2 separate regions of the Homo sapiens genome follow, and region 1 is linked to region 2. The links are chromatin loops, found by intact Hi-C in ENCODE. Cell type or tissue: lower lobe of right lung. All regions are shown on one strand. Each heading gives the region's core, and the rest is flanking DNA. Links, peaks and the distances in the headings are about the cores only. Region 1 overlaps ZNF516 (zinc finger protein 516). Region 2 holds the start of LINC01879 (long intergenic non-protein coding RNA 1879).

The links. Hi-C counts contacts between places; a loop is a spot of excess contacts. Peaks named below come from ENCODE experiments on the same cell type or tissue, not always from the same donor. Only the 100,000 strongest peaks of a DNase experiment are listed, where the experiment ranks them.
Region 1: it touches region 2 in a loop (3-fold over the local background); 36 of 110 quality-filtered maps call a loop at or near these places.

The regions. Positions count from the first base shown.
Region 1 is chr18:76,412,887-76,422,507 of GRCh38, forward strand. The region is part of intron 3 of ZNF516 (zinc finger protein 516); the gene reads right to left. Among named protein-coding and RNA genes, the nearest start is that of ZNF516-AS1, 74 kb to the right of the region's middle. In lower lobe of right lung, for the core only: no CTCF peak of the experiment used is centred there; DNase peaks (open chromatin) are centred at 4,323 and 8,625; H3K27ac peaks cover 70 bases.
Region 2 is chr18:76,689,273-76,698,893 of GRCh38, forward strand. It overlaps LINC01879 (long intergenic non-protein coding RNA 1879), which reads left to right and starts at 757. Exons shown (of 2, transcript NR_122073.1): 1 at 757-2,701; 2 at 3,972-4,364. In lower lobe of right lung, for the core only: no CTCF peak of the experiment used is centred there; no DNase peak of the experiment used is centred there; H3K4me3 peaks cover 789 bases; H3K27me3 peaks cover 1,191 bases.

The sequences.
Region 1 (9,621 bases), core at 794-8,793, 280 kb before region 2:
ATCCTCCCTCCACCTCGCCCACCTCTGAGTCCCGCCATAACCTACCCGGAACCTACCAGAACCTAGCATCACTGCACGCCACCGCGGCCCACAGTGAGCCCTGCTCAGAGGCCCACTTCTCCTTAGACATGAGACACTGCACCTGCCAAGGTAATGCTGAAACCAAGGCCTCTGTGAGGAAGCGGGAAGCGGAGGCAGAAACGAAGTGCTATTATTTGGAAACAGGACGTACTGCTGAAAATGCCATACGGTTTATTCCCATTTTTTAAAAAAGATTTTCTGTGGCTTTAAAGTTGACCACACTCTCTCTCTCCTTAGTGACTAATTCAATCCTGCAAACCTTGCCAAAACAATAAAAATGTAGTGGAAGAACTTTAAGTAGAATTTAGCAGTTAAATTCTACTACTACATGACTTTAAAATTATATATAAATTACACATATCTAAAATCCTTCTCTGGCGGACGCCAGGCTCCTAGGCAGCAGGGAGAGGGTATCGTTCATCTTGCCTAGCAGCACCACACCCAACAGACGTCTGTTCAATCAATCAATCGATAGAAAGATGCTAGGACTAAGGAAGAGAAAAGGATCCAGGTTTCCCATGCAATCCCATTATCAATCAACCAACTACATTCACTTTATATGACTATATTAATAAGATAAAGTACATTTTTTGTTTCAAAAAAAAAATTATGTCATGACTGGTTCAATTTCATCCCCTCGAATACCTCAGCACACCTTAACGCCCACCCCCAAATATCTGGGCTGCCACGGTTTCCTCCCACCGGAACTGATTTTATGCTAAGATATATGTTTTCTTCATCTAACCCACTTTGGGCAGGGGTTCAATGTGACTGTATAAAACTAAAATTGAAACAGGTCTTTAAATGATGACGTAAAAGCCAATAATATTGGTGAACAAGAAAAATCTTCACGAAACCTCATGAACAAAAATGTCCCAAGTCTTCACACAGTTCTTATGTATTCAAGACTAGTGAACATCTGCTTATTTAAAAGGTTTCGTTAAATGTTTTTTCAAACTGATACAATATTTAAGCAGTTTGTCTGATTACTAAACAGTTCAAGAAATTTCATGTCACTTTTTTTAAACAAACATTGGAACAAAAAGTTTTATTCTTGAGAAATTCTTAGGCCATCAAAACATTATCTTTTACCCTTACTCAAAAACTTCACTTTAAAACTGTATTTCTTACAGAATTTTAAAGACTAACATGTACATATATAGATTCCTATGTATTTACATTAAATTAGTGAAATCCTTCATTGTTGTTTGGCTTTCAGCATTACCAATTGTTTACAATCCAGTTGTTTAAAAAAGCCTACTTATTCTGAAACAAGCCATTTTCCTACTTTCTTGAACAGCATACTAGCATATCCTGAAGTACGATTTCACTGAAAAATAATCTTATTTAAAGTTGGGATACCAGTTCCACGTGTTATTTTCCTCAGCTGGGTTTCAGTTTATTTTAAGGGTTTTCATCCCTAAAATGTAATATAATGTCTTACAATTTAGCTGATCACAGAACAAATGCCCTCTGTCACTATGTATACCAGCTGGCAATACAGGCAATGCTGAATGTACACAGTTTTCGTGTCTCTGGTGATTTTCAAGAGTTACACAGTAAACCACAAACTGCTATTTGAATCTACATACTACTGTCGATCAAAATTCTCTTTTCAGGTTTTCTTTAACTTTCTTCACCCGAAGAAGGTTACCTACTTCATTAGCACTGTAGTTGTTTAAAGGCTCAATTAAGAATAATTATGTGAAAGATAAACCAATAAATTCTAAAATTTGGTCTTAAATTTCTTAAAATGACATAAGTCATGAGAAGAATGGGCCAATCATGTTCGCACCAACTATGTGATATTAAACACATAGAGAATCTGGCTTTTAATCTATTTTTCAAATCAAGTGATACGTGTGTGCACACACAGACACCACACATTCTTAAATGTCTCACCACAATGGATCAGCTCTGGGTTCTAATACAAAAAAATAGTAGTTTACACTGGATGCGGTGGCTCACGCCTGTAATCTCAGCACTTTGGGAGGCCGAGGTGGGCAGATCACCTGAGGTCAGGAGTTCAAGAGCAGCCTGGCCAACCTGGTGAAACCCCATTTCTACTAAAAATACAAAAATTAGCCAAGTGTAGTGGTACATGCCTGCAGTCCCAGCCACTGGAGAGGCTGAGGCAGCAGAATTGTACGAACCCAAGAAGTGAAGGTTGCAGTGAGCCAGGATCGCCCCATTGCACTCCAGCAGCGTGGGCAACAGAGCAAGACTCCGTCTCAAAAAAAGAAAAAGAAAAGAGGAAAAAAGAAAAGAAAAAGAAAATAGTAGTTTAGAGCTAGCTGAGAAGAGCTCTTAACAGAACAGAACTGATAAGGCGTGAGTGTTCCCAGAGCACTTATTCTCTGGCCAGCTCATGTGTGTGACAATGGCCTGGCACTGACGGTTGTCACGGCAAGCCCGGCTGTGGCTTTGACACCCATCTAACTTTACTAGATGTGAATTTTCCAACCACTAAGTGCACGCCTCTGAGCCATCGCCTTAGACTGTAAGTAAGTGGATGTATATTCCATGATCAAGGGGGTGCAAAGAGGGCACAGCCAGCTCTCAGCGGTGGCCATGCAGAACCTGCCTCTCCGTTGGATTCTGCGGAGGTGGGTTCTGAAGTGCAACGGCTGCAGTGGAGGAGTCGGGGTTCTCGGGGAAACAGCCGTGGAAAGAGCCTGTTTTGCTGTTTGAACCAAGTTACCTCCTGCCCAGGAAAGAATGCTTCTAAATACAAGCTTACTGCAAATTGCATCTCTCTCACTTCAACTGCATAGAGAAACCGGCTCAAAATGCAGCATGTCCTCAACAGAGTTCAGGGTTTCTGATTCAGGATAAGTCTGCACCACTCAGGTTCCGTGAGGCATAAATGAGGCCCTGGGTCCCTTAACAATGTGTATCTTCGAAAGTTAGCATCTCTCTTACTGTAAAAGCTACAGGTTTAAATACTTGCTTCAGTTCCAACTACCAATTACCTCAGTTTGCAAATGAGTCAATATACTGTTAGCAACTGTTTTCAATAGCTGGAAATGAAGTTCATTAATTTATACTAACAGAGTAAGCTGTTTCTAACAATACATCCTCCTGTACTAAGTGTGCAACTGTTTTGGAATAAAAGGTCAACTTGTAGCACACAGAATCACTAAATCTTACTGAAAGTGAAGGAAAAACTCTCAGGAAACACAAATGTTCACTTAGTAATGAAAACCACTTTGCAGTAAGACATTTTAAGAAAATCATGTTTGGAAACCACACTTTGGTCCTCCTTGGAAGAGGCGGCCGGTTCCCCAGGCAGGACTGCCCCTTTTCGTATCGCACACCAGGAATGAAGCGCCCTGGCCTTCACCACCTTTAGACAAAGCTAGTGATGCTCCCCAAGTCTGTGAGAATGCTGTGATGTTCTTGGGCAGAGCCTACGCTGAAATGTCGCCCATGCTTTACACCATGTCAAAGGTCATGAGATTTTTCCATTAATAACCAAGGAGGTATAAGTTATCCAAACTTACTGTTTGGGGGTTTGGGGATTTTAGTCAAATATTTAATCCTGTTTCAAATAAAACTTTAATCCAAGCACAAATATTAGTTCAGGAAATTGTGATTTGGATTTTCTGCAGGCCTTCAAGAGCCAGAAACCAATAGTTCCTAGTTTAGAATTCATCAGAAACATCTCTGAATAGTCAATGTGAGGACCATCGCCTACACACCTAAGCCTTTACAATAGTTGAAGCTAAGGTTTAAAAGTCTCATATAAAATAAAACCTTGAGAAACTTCAGTAATGGCGAAAAGCAAATTGAAAATACCCATTTAAAACACATTCTCCCCCTTCTTAAATTCTGCCTCCTTCCTCATTGATTTTAGATAAAAGAACATATCCTTCTTTCATTTCTCCATTGTCCCTCCTCAAATTAAAGGGGGGAGGGACTTTAATCTCAAATTACCGCTGTTGTTAATAAGCAAACAAAAAAGAAAAAAAAACGAATGCAGAAATATTTAGCTGTTCTCATGCCTGGGAAACATAACCCAAAGACCTCCATAAATAACTTGGAGAATACAGGGTCAGGGCGATCTGGGATATTGAGAAATAAACAGATTTTCACAATGCTTCTCAGCTTGCAACCATTTGATGGTTGCTGTGAAGTTCTGAAATGAAACTTGGCAAATGGTCTCAGTGAGATGCCTTTGAACTCCGAATGCCTCGATGCCGCAGCGGCTACTGAACGGCTCATCTGGTCCCTTATTCTCAACTTCAAAGAACAGGCTCTCCCTGTCCCAGGCAAGGGCAGAAAGCTGGGTGCACGATTTTAGCTTTAAATGTTTTACTCTACACTCCTCCCGGCTCTTTCAACATTTTATTAACCCATGAAAGCGTGGAAACCAAAGCTGTAAGAACACCGCCAGGAATCTTGAGAAACTTTTAAAATCTCAAAAGTCTTCTGCCTTCAATAACGGGGAAACATCAATGACTTTTGGTTTTTAACCAAAGATATTTACAAGTAATTTACCAATTTTTCTAGCACATGCTTTGTAAACATATTTAAATAGGTATATAATCCAAGCACGGATTTTTACCTTAATGTATCATATTAAGTAATCTTCCATAAAAACCTATTTCAGAATTTACATCTGATACTGCTTTGTTACTGAAAGCCAAGAAGTAATAAAACTTCAAAGGATTTTTCTCCCTTTTTGATGTAATTAACTATATTAACTTGGTAGCTTTCAATTAGAGAAAATACCACACTCAACATTTTCTTACTATTCCTACAAATATATGTATCATTTCCTTTATGGAATTACGACTACCATTGAGTTTCTGCATAAGTTTCAGAAAGCCCTAAGTTAAGAAATATTTAAATCATCTAAACCTCTGAAAAATGATATTTAAATATACAAAATGCAAAAGAGTGTCACTTATTAAATGTGAGATTCCACAATTTTGCTAGTTATCTTACAAAGGATTCTCGGCCAGAGGGTCAAGTATAGCAGTGACGTTTTAAAATTGAATTATAAGTAGCTTTTTCGGTAAAAATAAACGTCAGTTGAATATGAGGATTCTACGTTTCTCCTTCTCACTGCCTGTGGCAGCCCCACAACTGTGTTTCCCCACCACATCCATTCACTGTCAACACACACTGTAACAGACTGTAACATACTGTAACACATGCTACAACATACACAGTAACATACACAGTAACACACTGTAACACACGCTGCAACACATGCTATAACACACTGTAACACACGCTATAACACACTGTAACACACGCTATCACACTATAACACACTAACATACACCGTAACACACTAACATACACTGTAACGCACTATAACACACACGCTGTAACATGCTGTAACACACTAACACACTATAACACGCTGTGACATATGCTGTAACACACTGTAACACTAACACACACTGTAACACTATAACAAACTATAACATACACGGTAACATGCTGTCACACACTAACACTAACACATGCTGTAACATGCTGTAACACGCTACAACATGCTGTAACACACTAACATACGCTGTAACACGCACTGTAACACACTATAACACGCACTGTAACACACACTATGACACGCACTGTAACATACGCTGCATCCTAACTCCCCGGGTCACTGATGCAAACATACAGGCTTAAAATATGAAAAAAAAACCATTAAGAAATAGAAGATTGTGCTTCTGGGTTACCTCTAAATGTGAAAAAAAGAAAGTGGAAACAATCCTTTAACAATAACTTTATTTTAAATGTAATTATAATCTCAATTTCCTTTTTCAAACGCTATAATGCAATGCAAAGCCGGGGAAAATGAATTTAGTTTTAAAGCCAAAATTGAACAAATGATGTTAAATCCCATTTGCTAGTAAGTAGAAATTAAAAAGCCTTGTGACCTAGGATAAGCAAAGGAATGGAAGCCTGAAGGGCAGAGGGTCTGCAGGGCAGATGGGTGCCCACTTCCTCCAGCCCAAACACCTCATTCCGCAGACGAAAAATGTGAGACACAGAGCAAGCTGGTGCCCAGCTGGGGCTGGACCCTGACAGGATAGGGGTCCACTTCCATTTCACACCATCTCACCAATAAAACACATCCGTTAGGCACAGACACTGTGGGTCGCAGCCACTCCTACTCTGGAAACCTGAGCCTCTAAATGCCAGAAATGGGTTACATCCCCACTTTCTGAGACCCTGGGGGAATTCAGGATTGTCCAGGATTATACACGAGGCTGTATACACGTGGACAACAAAAGCTCAAATGTATTAAGTTGAAACAATGGGATAGAGACAAGTATCTTCCAGATGTGTTAGGTGTATGTGTGTACACTCAAGAGAAAAACATACTAAAGGGACACGTGTATCAAATGTGTATACACAAAGGATATTCGTAGGAAGGTGCAGCCAGACCAAAATATCGTTACCTATGAGCAGTGATACCTTCTTTTTCTTTTCCCTTATCTGCATTTTCTACAACGATTAAATTGCACGTAATATAACAATACATAAATAAAATACTTCAATTTCACAACAGTTGGATATGATCCGGCTGCGTCCCCACCCAAATCTCATCTTGAACTGTAGCTCCATAATTCCATCATGTACTGAGAGGGACCTGATGGGAGGTAACTGAATCATTCCTGTGCTGTTCTCGTGACAGCGAATAAGTCTCACAAGACCTGACGGTTTGATAAAGGGCAGTTCCCCTGCACAAGCCCTCTTGCCTGCTGCCATTAAGACATGCCTTTGCTTCTCCTTCACCTTCTACCATGATTGTGAGGCCTCCCCAGACACATGGAACTGTGATCCATTAAACCTCTTTCCTTTATAACTTACCCAATCTCAGGTATGTCTTTATTAGCAGCATGAGAAGAGACTAATACAAGTTCATGAGAACATATACAATAAAAATACTACTTGTCTCATAAACACTGCTCCTTTTATATTCATTCCCAGCCTGGAAGCCAGGAGTCCCCACTGTGTGTGAGGCCCACGCATGTGGAGCGAGAGGCAGCCCTGGTATTTCTACTGACCTCACACAGGTGATCATGAGGGAGCGACTCCAGGTACCTGGGGATCCCATGGCTCCCACAACAGCCCCAGGTGCTGAGGTGCTTTTGTTTAGTAGGCATTTAATACCTGCATTTCTGTAGGTTTTCACTGTTGGTAGTCAATTATCACTGCTCTTACATCTGCAGTAAGCTTAAGATCTAAGTCAGCTGCTGGAGATGGTGTAAATAAGCTTAAGATCTAAGTAAGCAGCTGGAGATGGTGTAAAAGGTGTAGCACTGCAGATGCTCATTGTCCAAATCTATGATGTCTACTTGACCATCCAAACTCCTCCAGTGTCCTTCTCACCCTCTGGCCCAAAATCTGCTCTCTACCCCCGGCCCTCATTGCTGTCTCTATTTTTTGCTTATTTCTGTAAAGGTCATCTTACCATACACTGAATTCCAGGGAGGTCATTTGTCAAACTGCTAAAATCAGTAAAGTACTAGACTATAAGGAGTAAAGTCAACCACGCTGCTCATTTTAGGTATATATACACTATTCTCAGGACTATTTGTATGTGGAAATTGGGGAGTGGGGCATGTTATTTCGTGGAAAACAGTGGATACTTAAAAAAATATTCTAAGTAGGACAGATGATCAAAAAAACTTGCAGGTAAAAGCAATTCCTGTGGCTGTAAAAGTTTATGCTTCCCAAGCCTCTATTTCACCTTGCCATGCTGGGCTGGGGAGGGGTTACACCTCCTGAATGTGTCATATTCTATATATATAAAAAAAAACAAACAGTATTTATAAACTTGCTGTTCAAAAGTAAAAATGTACTTTCATCAGGAAAGTTTATGCTTAGTAGTGAAATTCCCAGATTAGTCCATGAATGGGTACTTCATCCACAATATCAATAAGTGTAACTGAATTTCCTTAGTGATGTCTTTTGAAAACACCAACAGACCAAAAAATGGATTTGCTTTATAAATCATGAATTTTGGTGGTGCCCAAAAGGAGAGAAATGGAAGAGAACAAACAAGGAGATGTCCCATGATGACTGTGATTCTGAGTTGAGCACCTGGGCGTGGACAATTTCTAACAGCTCCTGCCCTAGAATGCAGTGTGCGCCTCCTGCTCAAAGATCAACATGCATCCCAAACACCACTCTTATGCACAATATGTATGTTCAGGGTCAACTACTGACACGTTTACAAAGCAAGATGAATTACACTTAGGAAGTCATTCTGCGTTTAGGCTGGTGCATATTGGAAAAGGGCTCTAGAGACAGGGTGTGAAGTCAAGTTCAGAAGTCATAAACCTCCCAAGAGGAGCAGGGCAGCTGAGGCTCCGAGGCTGCTGTCCTGGCTGCCAGAGGTATGGCGGGCTAGGCCTTAGGTGATGGAGACGCTGTGCTGGCAGTTGCTCCAGGGCTTCGAGCTTTAAGGAACAAGTCCCACGTCCTAACTGGTATCCTGGTCCAGTCCGTGAGGCCAGACTTTGTCTCAGAGCTGGAAAGCAGAGCCCGGGCTGAGCCCCCGTGAGTTCTGTGTTTGCAAAGCTGCCACCGGGTCCCTCCCCCTGCTCTCCACAGAACCTGCTAGACAACTCAAGGGTTTGCTTGAAGGGGAAATGGGGCATAAGAATTCCACACTAAGTTCCTGGAGTCTTTTCAAAACATCCAAGCCACAGGGAGCAGGTCCTATGGGTGAACAACATCCCAAAATAAACCTCATGTTTCACTATTACAGAGGGCACTACTTTACACTAAGTATCACCTATGTTTTGCCAACACCTCACATTTCTTTGATTTTACCTACAGTAAGAAAGTGTACAAAGTGCCACAACATAAGTATTTTCAAAGCAAAGACAAGTTTCTGAAAAAGTTTCCACAGATCTGAATCACACAGCGGGCCGGGTCTGGTGCCCAAGTCATCAGGAATTTCTCTGCCTCACACATGGATCAAACTGTATGACTCTGGCCATTTTAAGGCAAGTGTTTTGTTTTGTTTTGTTTTTTGTTTTTAATCTTAGAAATTAAATAATGCACCAGACTACCAGTGAGTATTATCGTTATTTTAAATATCTCCATGGCTACATGAGCAAGTGAAGGTAAATCCCAGAAAAATTCAGCCAGGGTATCTATGCTAGTATCACCCAATTGGAATTTGGTAGAGTTGCCTAGAATTCAGGAAGACACTACCATCAGCTAGAGATGTGGAGGACAAGCACTAAATAAGACACAGTAAACTGTTCCTGGAAAGGGCCCTGACCCAGCAAACCAGGAGACAGCTCCTGCCACAGCCACGCAGAAGAGCCTGCGGAGAGCGGGCCGGTCCCTCGGCACTCCCTGCACTGCGGCAGTAAGAAGCAGACCACGGTCTCCAGGGGCCTGACGGATGATGACCATGTACTCATACACTCAGGCTATGGAGCAGAGCTGCACCTGCAAACACGTGACTGCCCTAACTTTCCGGAAGCTAAATGTAGGATTCAGAAATATAGGTCAAAAGACAGTTAAAACAACAAGCACAACCTCAGAATTAAATCG
Region 2 (9,621 bases), core at 1,186-9,185:
AGCTCCTCACCACCCAACCCTCTCTCCTCGTGGTTTTCCCAGTGTGGAGATTAGCCCTCGCCACTGACACGCTGAATAATGCCTTCCTGCCCACCCTCTCCAGGTCGCCTCCTCCCCACGTGAAGCCACTCCCCAAGGGCTCATCTTTGAAAGACTTTTTAAGGTGCACGTGTCATTTTCACATTTGCTCACATTGCACAAAGACCTAGTTGAGGAAACGAAAACTGCTATGATTTATGCTAATGAGATGAATTGCATTCCAAATGTATCTCAACCAGAACACACTTCGCAGTAACACGCATGAAAAGGAAACGTGTTCTATCTAGGAATCCCTGTGTTATTTCACTGATCTGCATGTTGTACCCGAGGGCATCTAGCAATGTGCTAATACCTAATTCAGGAAATCTGGATTGAACATGGGCACCTGTGAAGAAGTGGAAACGGCAGTGGAGCTAAGACATACAGCAAAGAGAGCCTGTTTTGTTATAAACAGCTAAATCTGGAAGTCAATGTTTTGTGTTTCTTGCAGAAGTCATACTTTTATCCTGTCATTATGCAAAAGTGCTGATTCATGTTTAGTGCCACAAAATCTACCTTTAAAGTGGAATATTTTGAAAGGTTGTGTTAAAATGACTCTCAAATCTCTTCCAAAAACTAGCTGCTAAGCAGGAGTTCTCAAGGTAGAAGTTGGAATTACCCAACCACCACCCTGATGGGATGCTCTCTGAATGCAGATGGAAACGATGACTTAACTGCAGCTTCGGATGCATCAGACACAAACGCTGGATAAAGCTGCTCATTCACATAAAGCACCACCTGCTGCCGCTACCTGGAATATCCACACTGGATAACTCGAAGCTTGGTGGAAACAGAGGTTGGAAAAAGCAGAAAATAAAACAAAGGGATGGAAGATGGGTGCTCTGAATTCCATTTCCTTAGAAACCAACAAGAGCTCCTTCAGTATGTCGTGGACACCTTCAGTTGAGCACAGCTCAGGCACCGCAAGGACACTCCGCTCATGTAAGTTGGCCTTAGTAGGTTTTTCTTCCATGAGTGAATTTCTATTCAGAGCAAGTAAAACACAGCCTGTGACACTGTTTGTCCCGAATGTCAACAGCGCTCTCTGTGATCAGCCCGTTGTACGAGGTGTTGGAATACATGAACAACGCAAACGGAATATCTCGTCTCTCATTTCTGTCTTTAATCATTGGCTGCCTCCACTCCAGTTACACCTGGGCCGTGCTCTGATCTGCAGGTTTAACTCCAGGGGAAACTTCACCTGTTTGATGACAGCCGTCAAGTGAACCAGATGTTACCTCTAGTAAGAAAGGATGGGCAGGTAGAGTGTGATGTCTGGGGTGCTCCTGACTCAGGGCGGCCTCCCTGGCTCCCCTCACCCAGTTGGACCTGGGTGCCCTTGTCCTACTCTTCTATAGCATCCTTGGCTTTTCCTTCATGGTGCCCATCACACATTCCAGCGAGACACGGATTTGTGGGATTATTTGCACCGGGTGAAGTTGGCCTGTTCCACTAGTTTCCTGACTCCAGGAGCTCAGAGCTTTTGTCATTCTTTCTTCACTCTGTGCATGTAACACACAAGAGACGTTTCCTGAATGAAGGGCCCCTGATGCTGTGGCACAAATAACAAAACATTGGGAAGTAGTACGTCTTGCCAGCCCTACTGCTGGCCCTGAATGACTGGAACCAGTGCTTCAATTTTAAACATTTGATTGACAAGTTATTTTCAGCAGTTTGCCCTCAAAAGATGACCTTGTGTCGTTTACTTCTAACCTGATCTGGGCTTAGCGTATCTACTCATTCCTTAGGTCAGCCACAGCCTCATAAGCAGCTACGTTCAATCAGTCGTCACAGCCCTGGGCACAGACTTTCTCAGCAAGAGTAATTTTCTCACTTATGCTAACAATTTGACTTCTTCAAACGCGTACTCTTTTTTTTTTTTTTTTTTTTTTTTTTTGAGACGGTGTCTCATTATGTTGCCCAGGCTGGACTTGAACTCCTGGGCTCAAGCAATCCTCTGCCTCAGCTCCAGACTAGCTGGGACATAGATGCATGTCACCGTGCCCAGCTCAAAAGCGTACTTTTACCTACACTGATGATATCAAGACATGATAGAACAAAAAGCATATTTCCTGAGTGATTTTTTAAAAATTTCAACCGCCTGTACACAGACTGTAACACCAGCAGTCGTGAGGAAGTGCTTGGGACTTGCCGGTTCTCAGACTTGCCTCTTGCCAGGGAGGAGACCCCATCTAATAACAAATGTCTTTCCCTAATGAAGTCCAGAACCAGATCTTTCATGGACCTAGATTTTACCTGCAGAGATGTGGAACAGCCACAGTTGGAAAACCATGAGTGCTTGATGTTAAATGAAGGCAACACTCCTCAATTCTGAGATTGTTTATATTGTTTTGGGAATGTAATCGTTGGAGAAAACATTTCTCAGCCTGGTCACAAACCGTCCCTCCCACAACAACAACAATGGAGTATAAGAAGTACAGTTTTACAGAGTATTTTGGGGGCTTTCTTCTCATGACAAGAGTCTTTCTTATGGTACAAATAGTTGTGTCCTTTCTCACAGCATAAAATATACACATAAAATAGTAAAACGGGAGAGACAGTACTGACAGTGGATGAAGCCAGGCTGACGTGACTGAGAGGCAAGTTTCAACATCAGGAAAAAGTGAGTAACCTTATATATCTGCTTTTTATTCCAAGGAAATCACACACTGGTGATTTTGGAGAAGGGAATCTGCAGGACAACGGCGGTGGGGAGGGGCACAGAGAAGCTTGCAGAGCGGTTGCTGTTTGATCATTGGAATAATGAGGAAGCAGAGAAGCTGACAAACTTGGGACCCAATGGCTTCATGCTCTGAAACGACCATTTTTGTCGTTGGAATGTTTTCAAATGTGCTAAGACTTGTGATGAGTCTAAGTGGAAAAAATAAGTTTTTCCTTTTCCTTTTCCCAGGGTAAAAAAAGATGATACTAACACACTAAGTTGGTCTGTAGATGCCTGTTATTCACTCACCAGCCCCTGTAGACCTTATAAGCCTTGTAGAATCTTTAGTCACCAAAGACTGAAGAACAAGAAGGTGCTCACCCACAAAGATCAGGGTGCATTTCACCAGAGGGTAAAGCCATTCTCAGACATGGTCTTTTCATTACAATGTGTTCTTTTCATTCTAGCTGGTTCTTTAGCTAGAATACCAGTGAATTCCATGTCTAGGTATAGATTAGGATCTTTGTATAAATTCCAGGCTCTGGGAATTGCTGCTTGGATGTTGGCACCTAGAAGTAGGAGAATGGAAGCCACATAGTGGAAATATCCCTGTTTCCTTTTGATTCTAATGACACCCACCTGGTCTAAGTTAATTTCCATTTTAATCTATGCTAATTATTTCCGCTTAATTATAAATTCCTATTGTGTCAAGGTTGGTAAAGCCGGGTTGAGACACAGTTTATTCAAGGCTGATAGTTCAATAAAAACATCTATCCAAGTACAAATGTAGTTTCAGAAGGTAAAAAATAGTTCTTGTTTGGATTTATAAAATTTAAGGGAAAAAAAGATGTAATGTCTTTCTCCAATTGTATTAGTCCATTTTTATGCTGCTGATAAAGACATACTCGAGACTGGGCAATTTACAAAAGAAAGAGGTTTAATTGGACTCACAGTTCCATGTGGCTAGGAAGCCTCACAATCGTGGCCGAAGGCAGGCAGGAGCAAGTCACATCTTATATGGATGGCAGCAGGCAAAGAGAGCTTGTGCAGGGAAATGCCCCCTTCTAATGACCATCAGATCTCATGAGACTTACTCGCTCTCATGAGAACAGCACGGGAGAGACCTGCCTCCATGATTCAATTACCTCCCACAACACGTGGCAATTCAAGATGAGATATGGGTGTGGACACAGCAAAACCATATCACCGATCAATGTGTTCTTGTTTACAGAAACAAAGACCACACTTACTCCTCAGGAGATACATGGGTGATCTTTCAAGAGACCATCAGAAAGAGGCTGCTTGGGTCCCGTCCGAGGAGAGACAGAAGACTGAGCCGTGGTGTACTCTATTATCTGACGCAACAGCCTTTTCTGCAGGATATTAAAGGACTTTATAAATATTAATTATCTCATTCATCCTCATCACTTTGTGAGAGCCGAAGACATTATAGATGGCCAGTCACCCATTTCACTAAGTATCTAAAGCCACCTTCCACACGTAATCATTAACATTTCAAAATACTTTCACCTCTTTATTATTCAGAGATGTTGAGTTTATGAAGGACTCGGTCCTTTTTGGTTCTTTCTGCCCCGCATTAATAAACACCTTTGAATTACTAAACATTCCTGCCTCTCTCCACCTCTTTCCTTTTTTCTACATTAATTTAGCAAAATTACAGAATGTAAGTATGTAAAAATAAGAGTAAAGCCACTCATAAGCTCACAATGACTAATAATTACCATGAATATTTGATGAGTGTCCATCCTGAACATTTTCCAAATACATAGGCTCACGCATTTTTACCTCCTTTAATGCTGTTTTATGTTCATTAATATCATTATTTTAAATATATTGTATGTAATTTTTTTTTTTTGAGATGAGTCTTGCCCTGTCGCCCAGGCTGGAGTGCAGTGGCCCATCTCCGCTCACTGCAAGCTCTGCCTCCCGGGTTCACGCCATTCTTCTGCCTCAGCCTCCCGCATAGCTGGGACTACAGGCACCTGCCACCATGCCCGGCTAATTTTTTGTATTTTTTTAGTAGAGATGGGGTTTCACCGTGTTAGCCAGGATGGTCTCGATCTCTTGACCTCGTGATCTGCCCGCCTTGGCCTCCCAAAGTGCTGGGATTACAGGTGTGAGCCACCACGCCTGGCCTATATGTAATTATTTTTATGTATCATTATTATTTCTTTTTTTTTTTTGGTGACTGAGTCTCACTCTGTCACTCAGGCAGGAGGGCAGTGGCACAATCTCGGTTCACTGCAACCTTTGCCGCCTGGTTCAAGCAATTTTCGTGCCTCAGCCTCCTGAGAAGCTGGAATTACAGGCACAACGCACCACCATGTGAAGCTAATTTTTGTATTTTTAGTAGCGACAGAGTTTTGCCACGTTGGCCAGGCTGGTCTCAAACTCCTGGGCTCAAGCGATCCACCTGCATTGGCGTCCCAAAGCGCTGGGATTACAGGCGTGAGCCACCTTGCCCAGTTGTCATTATCACTATTTTTAACAGCTGAAAATTATTTCACTGTATGGATGTGCCATCATGAAATTAACTAACCCCCTATACCCAAACTCTGAGGTCGTTTCAACACATTTGCCGTTGGAAACCTCTTACCTCTGTCTCCAGCCCAGACAGCAGCCTGGTCGGCTTCCTTCCAAATCATTTTCCATGGCCAATCACACAGAAACCAGGGACACATATAAAGGATTTTGTTATTTTGTTTCCTTTACAAAAATAGTATTATACCCTGCAACCTGTTTCTCTCATTTAAAAAATACATTATAAAAGCTCTTCCAGATAATTTTTAAACAGCTGTACAATATTTTATAGTATAAATACACCACGATTTGTGCAACCAATTTCCTCAGTGGGCATTCAGGTTATTTCCTGATGTTTGCCACACAAAGATTGCTGCTCCAGACACTCTAGAACATCATGTTTGCATATCCACGTGTGTGCTTTCATAGCATGAGGGCAAGGCAGTGGGATTGCTGAGTCCAGTGGTATATTTGTCCAATGGTATATTTGCTGAGTCCAGTGAATAGATTTGTCTGAGATGATTCTTAAAGGCATTCACACCAAAGTGGGGAAGAATTCAAGCTGCTCTGTCAGTTTCTTCCACACAGATATTCTAGCTAGAAATAACAAATACTTTGTGTGTAGACATGCAGACAAAGCAGCTGATGCTCGGAAAAGGAACAGGACTGATCAAGGTCACAGCTAAATATTTCAGAACCAGGACTAGGACTAGGTCTCCTGATTTTTTTTTTTTTTTTTTTTTTTTTGAGATGGAATTTTGCTCTTGTCACCCAGGCTGGAGGGCAGTGGCTCAATCTTGGCTCACTGCAACTTCTGCCTCCCAAGAAATCCTTCTGCCTCAGCCTCCTGAGTAGCTGGAATTACAAGCATGTACCATTATGCTCAGCTAATTTTTGTATTTTTAGTAGAGACAGGGTTTCACCACGTTGGCCAGGCTGGTCTCCAACTCCTGACCTCAGGTGATCCGCCCACCTTAGCTTCCCAAAGTGCTGGGATTATAAGTGTGAGCCACTATGCCCGGCCCAAATCCTGATTCTTTGACAGAACCTTTTGCACAACAATAACCTTTTGCTGGGCAATGAAGAGTTGGGGAAATGAGAAAGAAAAGGTGTGTATCAGTTATCTATTGCTGTGTAACAAGCCAGCCCAAAACATCATAGCTTAAAATGATAGGCATTTATTGAGTTCGTGATTCTATGGGTCAGCAACTTAGGCTGGGCTCTGCTAGGAGGATCTTTTGGTTGGAGTTGGGTTCCCTCATGGGGATGTGTCAGCTGTGGGTCAGCTGGGGGTCTTGGTTTTTCTCTGTGCTCTCTGTTTTTTTTTCTTTTCTTTTCTTTTCTTTTTTGAGATGGAGTCTCACTGTGTCGCCCAGACTGGAGTGCGGTGGCGCAATCTCGGCTCACTGCAAGCTCTGCCTCCCGGGTTCACGCCATTCTTCTGCCTCAGCCTCCCAAGTAGCTGGGACTACAGGTGCCCGCCACCATGCCTGGCTAATTTTTTTCTATTTTTAGTAGAGGTGGGGTTTCACCGTGTTAGCCAGGATGGTCTCGATCTCCTGACCTTGTGATCCGCCCGCCTCGGCCTCCCAAAGTGCTGGGATTACAGGAGTGAGCCACCGCGCCTGGTCTCTCTGTGCTCTCTTATCCTGAAGTATGCCGAAAAGGAGTGCAAGTGTGTAAGACCTCTGGAGACCTAAGCCCAGGGCTAATATGTTATCACTTCTGCCATATTCTATGGCTAAAGAGAGTCACAGGAGAGCCTAGATTCAACGGGTGATAAAATAGGCTCCACTTCTTAATGAGAGGAACAGCAAAGGCACATTGCAGAGGGCATGGATCAGGAAAAGGTGGAGAATGGAAACCATGTTTGCAATTTATATGCCATGTTTTCAGGGGCATGAATTTTTTTTTTTGAGATGGAGTCTTGCTCTGTCCCCCAGGCTGGAGTGCAGTGGTGCGATCTTGGCTCACTGCAAGCTTGGCCTCCCAGGTTCACACCATCTCCTGCCTCAGCCTCCTGAGTTGCTGGGATTACAGGCGCCTGCCACCGTGCCCGGCTAATTTTTTGTATTTTTAGTGGAGACAGAGTTTCACCGTGTTAGCCAGGATGGTCTCGATCTCCTGACCTCGTGATCCGCCCGCCTTGGCCTCCCAAAGTGCTGGGATTACAGGCGTGAGCCACTGCGCCCGGCCCAGGTGCATTAATTTCTTCCCCTAATTTCCAAACAATTGCTTTGGTATCATGTTGATGTGGCTGTTTGGAAAATCATGGCTCTGTAAGAGCATAAAGTAATATCAGTGGTAAAATCCCAAAAAGTCTTCCCAAGGTACCTGAGGCACATTTGGGGCACTGGAATATTAGGTCAAGCCTCTTTGTTTTTAAAAATAGATTTTCAAATAAGAAAAATTATTCTATGGCCATTTTATTCTCATTTTTAATACATTTTGTATTAGTCGCTGGTGTGTGCCCTCTTTACTGCTCTGTTTGAGAACACTGCAGCTATACAGAACTGGGGTTTTGTGTGTGTGTGTGTGTGTGTGTTTCTTAGGATGTTTCTGTAATTTTCTATCTCACAAAATAAAAACCTAAGAGTACTCTGCAGGTCATAAAAATAGCAGGCAATAAACAAAGTTAGACATAGTACACTTCCTTTTAATATTCCAACAAAAGAGTGTCCTTGGAGACGAGAGCAGGTGGGGGTGCAGGTGAGGAGCCCCGGACGTCCATGGGGCACAGAGAGCCCCTCTGAGGGACTCCTGTGCACTGGGCAGACAGCAATCTCTATGTCCAGAAACTTCTGGGCTTCAACCAAATATACAATGAATTTGGGGTGTGGGTTCAGGACAGGAAGAAAGCACACACACGTTAGCGTTTTGTTCTTTCCTGAATCGGCAGCTTAGTATGGAAAATGACCCTCTGGGACACTCCCATTTGTCTAACCCAAGTGGGGCGTGGAAGGAAAGGAAACTCCGTGAGACTCCGCTGAGTCTCGGGCAGGGCACGTTGTAGACGTCTGGGGCACACTGGCCCCGCTCTGCATCCACAGCTGGATTCTCCACCCCTGAGCAAGACAAGGAGCCCCAGACAAAACGCTCAGGATTCCAGAGGATGGGGTTGAGGATCCTCAGCCTTTCAGAGTGAAAATCCACGAGGCGGAGGAGGTTTAAAACAACAGAAACAGGCATGTGGGGAAAACCATAGGTTCAATTAGAAGCACTGTACAGACGTTCTGTACAAGAACTTCCTGCGCAGAGGAAACAGGATACCAGGAAAAGTGGAAACCCTATTGTTTACTTGGAGGTAGGAAAAGAAATAGGTGGGTGATTTGTTTCCATAGTGACTATTGTTAAAATGAGACAAACTGACACCGATACTGATTTATTCTCCTTTTCAAGCCTTTTTAAAAGATCGCTTTAATCTGAGTTGGTCCTTGAATATAAATAAGAAGACAAAGTTATCGTTCACAATTATTATTTTTGGCCACTTAGAAATGAGATTTTTTAAAAAATGAAAACATTTAAATAGAATGTGTTTTACATATAGGAATTGTGTTCTGGGTATTTGCAATTTAATCCTAAATCTTAAAATAATATTTTTTCCTGCTTTACCCCAAACTACAAGATGTGTATTTGCTGTTGGTGACCTCTGAACCCACATCACAGGAGTTTGATTTATAAAGGTGGACACTTAATCTGTCCTCCTGGACAGCCAGGCTCCCCACTCCTCCCAAGCTCCAGATGCTGTTTGTTACAAAATGGCGAGCATAAAAGGCCTTAATGGGTATCATCTCACAAAATCTCCACTCCCTCTCAGGAGCAGGGGACCTCCTTGCAGGGCAATAAGCAGGAAATTAAACACGTACACACGCATATGTACACACACATACACACGTACACACATACACACACAAACGTACACACACACATACATACACACATACACACACACAATTGGTGCAGTGACTCTCTGGCTCAGCTCTTGAAAGGAAGAAAAACCCAAAGAATGTTCTAGAAATTCCTAGGCCCCTGCTGGCTTAAAGTGTAGTTCTCACATGAGCCAAAAGTGAAGCCTGCCAGGGTATCGAGCCCCTGTGGCCCATCTCTACCTTCATCCCCTCAATCTTCTCATGCATTCATTCGGTTATTAATTCACCAAGCTTCGTGACGGCCCCCTAAGCTAGTGATTGTTCTAGGTACTGGGGCTGCCACGGTAAGACATGACTGATCTCTCTCACACCAATTAATAGTCAGCATTAAGGAGGTGTGGTTAAGCATGCAGGCTGCGGAGCGAGACTCAGAACCAAACCCTGGCTCTGACCCTTTCTAGCTGGATTTCA